Linked DNA regions of Homo sapiens: region 2 is linked to region 1. The links are chromatin contacts, found by Hi-C in ENCODE. All regions are on one chromosome and are shown on one strand. The core of a region is the stretch at or near the end of the contact, and the rest is flanking DNA. Distances in the headings are between cores, read along the strand shown.

Region 1 (4,753 bases), core at 1,054-3,553:
AGAAAAATCTTTTCTGCACTGGACCTCTCTTTTCCAGATTTACCTAAGAGAATCTTACCAGGAATGGAGATAGACTTTTACTTCCTAAGTAGATTTAAATTTAACACCAATTTATTCACTCTAGTATTTCTATATGGGAACTAACAGCTTCTATAGGACCTCTACAAAGTGCCAGAAATATGATCTCATGTGTAGTAATAAATTTAAATGTGTTTTCTTTTACATATTCTATCCCTCCGTATTTTCCCAATCTCTTCCTTTTTTATGACTCCCCCACTCTCAGTTTCTAAAATCACTTGTCCACTCCGGAGACCCAGGGGCACTGCCTAGAGAAGGAGCTAACTTTAAAAAAAATAAACCAGGCTGGTCACAGTGGCTCATGCCTGTAATCCCAGCGCTTTGGGAGGCCAAGGCAGGCGGATCACCTGAGGTCAGGAGTTTGAGACCAGCCTGGCCAACACATGGTGAAACCCCATCTCTACTAAGAATACAAAAATTAACCAGGCGTGGTGGTGGGCGCCTGTAATCCCAGCTACTCGGGAAGCTGAGGCAGGAGAATTGCTTGAACCCGGGAGGCGGAGGTTGCAGTGAACCAAGGTCATGCCACTGCACTCCAGCCTGGGTGACTGAGTGAGACTCCAGCTCAAAAACAAAACAAAACAAAAAAAGCACCATACTCAGAGCTGCTATAAGTAACATGCAGTTGTAAGCCACACACTTCTTTGCATGATTCTTATTTTAAAGATTGGAAAGTAGAATTCGTATTTGTTTGTTGTACTAATTCCAGTGGTATACCTGGAATTAATAAATGGTACTAAGACACTAAGGCGTTACTTTCTTGCATTATTCTAAATCAGAGTGTTGATTAGAGAGAATAATCCAAAGGTAAAATAGTCAGATAATTTATTTTTATGTAAGTTTAAAAAGAGAAAGAGATTGATTTTTTTGAAGAGTTATAATTACATTCAGTATGTACCTTTTGTGCATTGAAATAATTTTAGATTTTCTGAAAAGGAAATATTGATGTAATTCAGCTCTCAAAACACTTGATGCCATGCCTTTCTTCCTAGTGTTTATGTAAAAGCAAGTGGTCAATTGTCGCTGCATCAGAGCTATGACAAGTTCTTCTATATTAGGTGGGCATCACTCAAACACTTTTCCATAGTAGATCCAGTGGTATACCTGGAATTAATACAATTTATTAAGTACTAAGCTATGTTGTATTTATTGTATTAATTCCAGTGGTAATACAATTCCAGTGGTAATACAATGTATTAATTCCAGGTATACCTACCACTGGAATTAATACAATAAATACAACATAGCTTACTACTCAAGTCTATTACACGCCATCTAAAATAGCTAATCAGAAAGGCTGTATGTCTGAAACACCCAAAAGTCACTCATCCTCTTTCTTAAAGCATTAAAAGTTTTGGCAACTTTTCTGAATCCGAGTTGTGTGAGTCCTATACTGTACTAAGCTGGACATCTTAAGGGCTGCAGGTTTTAATATTTACACTGCCCCGACTCAGTTGGTAACCGCTAGCAAATCATCTCACCCCAGTTTTTGTCCTTTTCCTGAAGAAAGCTGAATTTGGTTTCATGATCACTGTTTGCTGAAGAAGACAGTCCCAACAATGGTCCAAAGCAAGGCCAGCTTTTAAAACAGCCACCAATTCTGAGTCAAGGCATCTACCTTCATTCTAATCAAGAAGGGAAGATACAAAGTTTCAAGACCAGTCTTCACCTTGCACTGAATCTGACGGGGTCTTACTCAGCCACTTTCCACTACCTTTCAACCTAAAAGCCAAGAAAAGCAAGGATTTGGATTTTAAAGCTGTACTTGTTATAGGTGTTCATGGGTTTTGTTAGCATTGTTGTTTTTTAGGGATGAGGGGTGTTACTGGAGTGGAAGGGGGAGCTGTGTTGCTTTTAGTTTGTCATTTAGGATGTTAAAGTTAGTATGGGTTTCAGTTTGCATTTTAAAAATTAGAATGGTAATGAGCAAGGTGCCAGAAGGAAATAACAAAGCACATTTTCCTGAATAGCTCCCCCTGTCTTCTGTGTTCAGATTCTACTCTGACTTCCCAACCCGGCTTCCTCTCCCGCCTGCTCCCTTCTGAGGTGCAGTGTAGAAGTTCATTCTCAGGTTTCTCTCAGTTTGCAGGACGAGATGCTGCCGGCCAGGCCAAGGGCAGTTATGCCAGCTCAGTGTAGTGCAGCTTCCTTGCCCCAGCGTGCGCAGGCTGAAAGCTCAGCCAGTTTCTCTTTCTGAGGCTGCTTCACGTCTTCTCAGGGATTTCCAAGGCACGGACGTTCATTTGCCTAAAACTCTCTTAAACTGCCTGACAAAAAAAATAAGTACCTAAGTACGACATAAGTGGTACACCCACGCAGGATAATTAGGATTGATGTGCTCTTTTAGAGGCACCAGATCCTCAACCTCCCCTTACTAGTGGCATTTCTCACCTGCTCATGTGGTGCCCACCTGTGGCTTGCTGGCATTGCCACTGCCTGCGAGTGGGGAGATTTCCAAGTTCAAAATGAAGGCCTGATTTTACATGGTGGAACGCTGTAGGACTGTGTGGAGCTCTGTGAAGGAATTAAGGATGGCATGAAGTCCTAGTTTATGTCACTGCTCCCTTGTTTATGTTCTTTCCTTGACTATTCCCACGCCCCCTCTCCAGATTTTGCATGGCTTTTATAGCCTCTAGTAATTATATCAGCAGCATGGAGTCTATTTTTATCTCTTCTGAATGTGTGCAACGTAAATGTCAAAAACCATAAAGGCCCTTTTTAGCATGTACCTTGCATGCACAGTTTGAAAAGTGTGATGCAGCGTTCAGAGAGATGTTGCATTTTGAGGTGAGACAGATGAAAAGTGGAAAACTCAATTTCACCACTTAGCTGCGTGAACTTTCAGTAAGTCCTTTATCATCTTGAACGTTTAGCATTTTCTTCTGTAAAATGGAGTCCGGCTGCCTACCTCATAGGGTGGCAGCATGGAACCTAGTTTAGTGTCTGGGATGCCCCCTTTCCACAGCAGGTGCCCCCAAACTCCTAAATTATATATTTCATGCTTAAATGTCATGACCTTTCAATGCCCTGCATTGCCCTTTATCCAACTTAGAAACGGAGTAAAAATAAAATCTTACCACTGTAAGTCACAATAGGATTGTCACAAAATTAGCATGTGAAAGAATGATACGGAACTCACTGTCACCAAAAAACTGTCCCTAGACTTGGCTAATAATTATAATAATACCTAGCATTTATTACTAAGCACTTTCTGGGAGCTGGTCTCTAGGTGCTTTACATGTAACCTTCACAACCATCCACTGACCCAGTGGATAGATATTCTTGTCCTCCACTTAATAAAGGAGGACATGGAGGCAGGTTAGATAACTTAACAAAAGTCACAAGTTAGGAAGTTAGTCAGCTGGATTCAAATTGAAGCATCCTGATCCCAGAACCTACAGAAATATAAAATGTCTATCAGGCAGGAGCATTCACATGGCTGAGCTGCCCCAGCTTCTAGGCAAGGTTGTTTCCTCTCTTTGCACTTCCTATTTGAAGTTGGGCCCTGAAAGCGGCTAGATGGGCCCGTCAGAAGGGCATGCGAAGCTGCAGTCCCTTACTCAGCTACGAGTTAGGGACCATCATGCTTCAAAGGGGAAATGGCCTCAGCATGTTTAGGTAGTCCAGTACCATGGTACAGTTTTTATGGCTCATTAATTTATCTTTAATTGAAGATAAGTTGGGAGAATTTAGAGTTGTGAGAAAATGTGTTGTTTTCTAGTCAAAAATTCTCCTGTAGTTGTGATGAATGGACAAGATGGGAGTAACTGGGGGATGTGGTAAGGGATAATAATAAATAATAAAGAGCATATTTGTAGGCCCTCAACAAAATCTAGTGATGGAAGGAAGAACATATATAGGCATGTTAGACATATGAGAAATATCATAATACATTTTATGGGTAAGCTAAGAAGAACCAGTTATGCAAATTTTCTCTACTTTTTTATGAACTACTTATTGATTACCCCAGTCATTTTTCCATTGCTACCACTGCATAAAGCAGAGGAAGCCAGTGCAGTCAGAACCCTCTTATTTATACAGTAAAGGCTATTACCGACCAAGTACTTAGCAGCCAGAGAAATCTTGCGTGTAAAACAGAACTGGGATCTGAAGAACTTAGAATATGTCATTTAAAGAAATATGATCACTGGTATGTACTAAAGTGCTCCAACTTTTTAAAAACTTTAAAATCAGTTGACTGAAATTTACAGTTATTAAACTTAATTCTTTTTTTTTTTTTTTTTTGAAACAGTGTCTCACTCTGTCACCCAGGCTGGAGTGCCGTGGCGCGATCTCAGCTCACTGCAACCTCCATCTCTTGGGTTCAAGCAATTCTCCCACCTCAGCCTCCCCAGTAGTTGGGACTACAGGTGCAGGCCACCATGCCCGGCTAATTTTTGTAATTTTTGGTAGAGATGGGGTTTCACCATGTTGGCCAGGCTGGTCTCGAACTCCTGACCTCAGGTAATCCGCCTGCCTCAGCCTCCCAAAGTGCTGGGATTACAGGTGTGAGCCACCGCGTCCAGCCAATTGTTAGTCTTTGGTACGGTGCCCATGAGTCATCAAACTCATATGTGGAAGTTTTTGAAAGAAGAAAAAAAAATGAGAGTAGATTGATTAATGACTATTAAAAATAGCCTGGGATCTACGAATACCCATAGTAAAGAGCACCAGG
Region 2 (4,841 bases), core at 1,115-3,614, 550 kb before region 1:
GATTATCCACATCTAAGTCTTAACTAGAATGCACCTTCCTTGGGGGGTGCAGCTTACTCCATCCATAGGTAACTAGTCCCTACACACAGTGCTGATGCCCGGCAGGGGCTTCCCCTCACAGCATCCCTGCTGAACTGCCATCTCTCCTCTCCATCACGATTAGCCCGATCAACTGAAAGATGCTTGCTCTGGGATCTTGTCCATTATTTCTTCCAAGAATTGCTAACTACCTAACTTGTTTTTAAATGCTTTCCACACATATTAAAAACTGTTGCCACCAATGGTGGAGTGTGGCTCAGAGTAAAGTGATGCATTATATCATTTTCCCCTAGAAGTCACATATTTCTCTCACTATCCTTTTCTTTACCAGATACAGCAGAGGTGTCCAACAGAAATATAATACAAGCCACAAATGTAAGCCAAATAAGTCATTTTAAATTTTCTAGTAGTCACATTTTTAAAATGTAAAAGAAACATGAAATTATGAGAGCACATTTAATTAACAAAATTTTATCTAAAATATTATGAGTTCAACATGTAACCAAAATGATGATACAAAGTCTTGTATAAATTATGGGGGTTGTAGCAGTCTGGCCATATCATTAATAGCTTAGAGTGATCAGCTGAAGAAGTAGTCAGTCCCACCTTGAATGTTAAAAAGCTGGGATTCTCAAGGAGGGGGTGGCAGAATGCGAGAACCAGGGGTGGGAGTCAGGATCATCTCAGAGAACTTTCTAAAAGAGCATGTAGAGATAAAAAGCATGTGTGATTTGAAAAAAAAAAAAATCCAAAACAATTTATAAGTCACCCTCATTTCCTTCCTAATTTGAGATCCAGAGTGGAAAAGAGAATTCTTCCAATGGGAATGGATAATTAATAAAAATTCTTCCACTTCCAATACTCAAAGACTACATAATATAGAAGCTTGGCATCCTCCCAGCTCTTTCATAAATCATCCCACATTATGCAACACTTATTTTTCCAAATAGAGGTAAAAGATTACATCCTTAAGGTCCATTTTATCTAAATGCATCCCTTTTGGCCCAGTGTGTAGAACATATCTAGATTAATGATTGAGGGCATCTAACTATGAAATGAATCACTATTACCTTTCCTTTTTCCACCCCCCCTCTCTCTCTGTTGGCTTTTCTCTAGTACAGGATTTTTCACAGGACAACAGCTTTTGATTTGGACTTTTAACCTCTTTGGATTGAAGTAGAGAGAGGGCATATTAGAACAAAATTTATGGAGAAATTCAAAATTAAATATCAAAGTGTAGGCATGAATGTGTGGGACAATTTTGATTTGTATTTGCTTTCCCACACCATTTTGTATCCCATGGTAGAGGCTGTCATGAGTAGGGAAGTATTCCAGTTAGTGGAACAACGGCCTGTGAATTCATATATTGGCAACATCTTAATTCTGTTCTGTGACTTAATCTCTCTAAGATTTACATTGTAAAAACAGTAATCTAGACATTTCAGGGTTGCTTGCTATCTAAAGATGTAAAAAACAAAAGTACACAAATGAATGGTTTCAAAATGCTTTTGAAAAATAATGTAAACATCACCAAAAGGTTTTGTTTTTAATTGTCAGATGCTTTCTTTCTCATTTTCAGATGATGACAAACACAATGGCAGACACTCAATATTTCTGAGAGTTTTTTAATATGCAAACTTTTTGATTTGAACATTAAGAGTTTGATAGCACACAATAGCCTCTGTGGCTTTAAAATGCCTTAATTATTTTAAATACAAATGTAAAATTCAGACACCTAGTGTTACTTAAATGCACCCAGGTTTCTGTGGTTTAATAATAACATCTGTTTTGGTTTTTCAACCACAAAAGTGCATTTAATCTGTTCTTCCTTTAGTTGAACTTTTCACATCTGCTTCGGCTCGGTTCCCATAAGCTAAAGACCAGATCTTTTCCAAAAGTAGGAAGTCTACCTGTACGACTGTTGTTCTAGCTCAAAAGATCTGTTTTTAATACCAGCTGAAGATTTCAAAAGAATAACAAAAATAAACTTCTTACCCATAATGCACTTCTTATGCTTTTTGGCTTACATATCAGTGCGGTCATTTTATGAATGCAATACTGCCTGGACATTTTAAATTAAAACAGTGAATTGTCAGATCACACATGCCCAGGTAGTCCCTGATCTCTTAAGTTTTTTAATCATGGAAAAAGAGTGTATTCTATTAAGTTAATTTTTCATGAAAAAGTTATACTAAGGATGGACAGTGGCTTAAAAACCTCAGTGGTTTTTTTTGGACACACACTTAGTGCTTATCTGAATCCCATGGGTCCTGAAAAGTAGGCCGGAAAATGTTGCAAGGACAACATTACTTCACAGATTTTCCACAATTGTTTGCTGCCTCCGAGGCTTCAGCTCTTATAACCAATCCTAAGAGACCTATCTAAAATCAGAGACTGTGAAACCAAATCCTAATAAGCGTCTTTGAAAACCAACCAAGGTGCTGAGATGAAACACATTTTTCTTTACGTATGAATTTTGGTAGAGAAAATTATTGAATAAATGAGTGCCTGGGTTAGATATGTGATAATTGTTTTTCTCAAGTGGAAAGATTGACTCTCTTTATCAGCATTCACAAGAGATTGAACAAAGCTGAATATTCAGTCTTTATTTGGACAAGATTTAATTGATATCAAGTTAGTCTAATTATTTTATTTTAGAAAGTTATTTTGAATATGTGAGATGCACATAATTATATATTTTTCCTGATGTATGATTATGTAATTATACGTGGTCCTGTTTACAGGACAGAGCAACACAGCATGCTGCAATTAGTAGGTGTTCAACTCATGTTTGGTGAATGAGGCCTAATGAGGCAATATAATGGAGAGAGCCCGGTAGACTACCTTTGTCGATGCAAACAAGATGATTCTGTGATTTGAATAATTTCCCAATGTCTTACGTAAATAGGAGTTGTCAGCAGGGGTGATTCAACTTAATTCAAAAAATATTTACTGATTGCATGACATGTGCAAGTCACTACAATAAGCAGAGTAACAAATACAGGAATAAGCATGAGTTTTACAAAGTTAAAGTAGCAAATTATGAAAAATGCCTTAAGAAAAATAGCAAAACACTGTTATGGTGGAAATAGCATTTGAGACAGGCCTTGAAAGAAAAGTCATCAAAATTTGGAGAGTGTTGAATACGAGAGTTTTGAACGAAAGGTGAGAAAGAAAGTGATCTGGTAAGACAGCAAAAGATTTCAGGTCTAGAGAACATAATTAGGAAAAGTAGAGAATGACAAGCAGTTTCATTTGTCTCATGGACAAGGATAAAGATAGAAGAGTAGCCTGGTGGTATGCTATGGAACACTTTAAATGCTCTGCCAAGGAGCAGGCACATCATATAGTAGACAATGAGAGCCTGAATCTTCAAATTAGGTTTTCTTAATGGTATTCAAATATTTACCACAAATTTCCATCATTTTGCCAGCAAAGACAGATCTAAACAAGTACATTTTTTTCCAAACTTGGTCAAAATCATTTGGTATTGCTCTTAAATTTATTTTTCATTTAAAAGATAAGTCGTGGAGGGGGATATCTGTCAAATTTTCTGAACCTTACATTCATTGCTGGGCTTGAAGATAAAGCATAAGAGGTCCTTTTACAGTTCACGCAGAAGAAACAGTCTCTGGAAGAGAGAAGGAAACCCTTAAAAATATGAGTAGAAAAGCCATTTGTGGAACTTCTTGCACCCAAATACTCAAAATTAAGTGCTATCAAGATCTATTTGACTATTGGCAATTCTAAGAAGAAGGCTCCCTATATAAACCATTAGTTAAATGACAGTTATTGAGATTTTTATTTAATGACAAGGAGGAAGGAGAATATGACACAAAATAAGACAAAGACTTTTCCTGTGTGATTTTGGATCTAAGCACTTATTTATAACTATTGTAAATATAACTAATATTTTGGTCACTTTGTTGAGAGAGTCATAAAATCAACTCTATAAATATTAATTGAGAAAAGCACCACGATGAAATTTTTCAATGCTTTAACATAACAGTGATGGGATGTTGAGAAATACGGAATTTTGTTTTGTTTTGTTTTCATCATGATGCTACACAGACAGAATAGGGATGTACATAGCTAGGTGTGTCTATCTGTGTGTTATAGACACATACACACATAAAGGAAATATAATTTTAATATTTCTGCCAGTCTGAGATTAAATAGAGTGATATGGGTCACACCCTCGGTGGTTCTTTATTTACCTTTTATGGGGACATGACAATGTGGATGGAATATGGAACAGAAAGGAGAAAAAGATTTAGTATGCTCCAAATGTCCCAAACCAGCTTGTTATTATTATCCCTATATCTTCTTCACTCCAACCTGACCTGCTTCCAGTATTATCTCCCATCTACTGAAGAATATAAAGCAATGCTCATGACTTCCGGCCCTATATCCAACCCAACATAATGCCTTACACCTTTACTCATGAAGTATTTTTCAATTTCAATTCTATCACCAATTCTACCACCCTAATCCAAGCCACCACTGTGCCACATGTAGAGGCCCGTGATAGTACATTATCTGTTCTAGTTTCACCCCCCCACCCCAACCCTTCTCCAATTCATTTTCCATGCAGCGGGCAGATGGCTATGATCTTGTCACCACCCACTACCTATCTCTATCCCTTGCTATTGCTCTTAGGATGTTTCTCACTGTTGTACCTATTCCATTTAGCTATGATGGAATTAAATTTATTTTAATTGCTGTGCTCAGATGGGAAGAAAGACTGATAAATAATGAGATAAATGAGGGAACTGGAAATATTCAGAGATTGGTCATTTTGC

Evidence for each region. Hi-C counts contacts between places; a loop is a spot of excess contacts on that map.
Region 2: a loop to region 1 is called in a map of ascending aorta, with 2.6 times the contacts of the local background. The contact joins two enhancer-like sites. A Hi-C loop is called at or near these places in 2 of 168 maps with a recorded cell type or tissue (ascending aorta and endothelial cell of umbilical vein).

What each region holds. Positions count from the first base shown.
Region 1 is chr2:144,446,586-144,451,338 of GRCh38, reverse strand. The region is part of intron 2 of ZEB2 (zinc finger E-box binding homeobox 2); the gene reads left to right. Among named protein-coding and RNA genes, the nearest start is that of ZEB2-AS1, 71 kb to the left of the region's middle. Within about 2 kb of position 2,303, at least 14 of the 41 ENCODE cell types and tissues checked have a DNase peak (open chromatin) inside an H3K27ac peak, as active enhancers do; they include ascending aorta, where a contact is called at or near this core.
Region 2 is chr2:144,996,730-145,001,570 of GRCh38, reverse strand. All of the region lies in intron 3 of TEX41 (testis expressed 41), which reads right to left. Among named protein-coding and RNA genes, the nearest start is that of LINC01966, 120 kb to the right of the region's middle. Within about 2 kb of position 2,364, at least 4 of the 41 ENCODE cell types and tissues checked have a DNase peak (open chromatin) inside an H3K27ac peak, as active enhancers do; they include ascending aorta, where a contact is called at or near this core.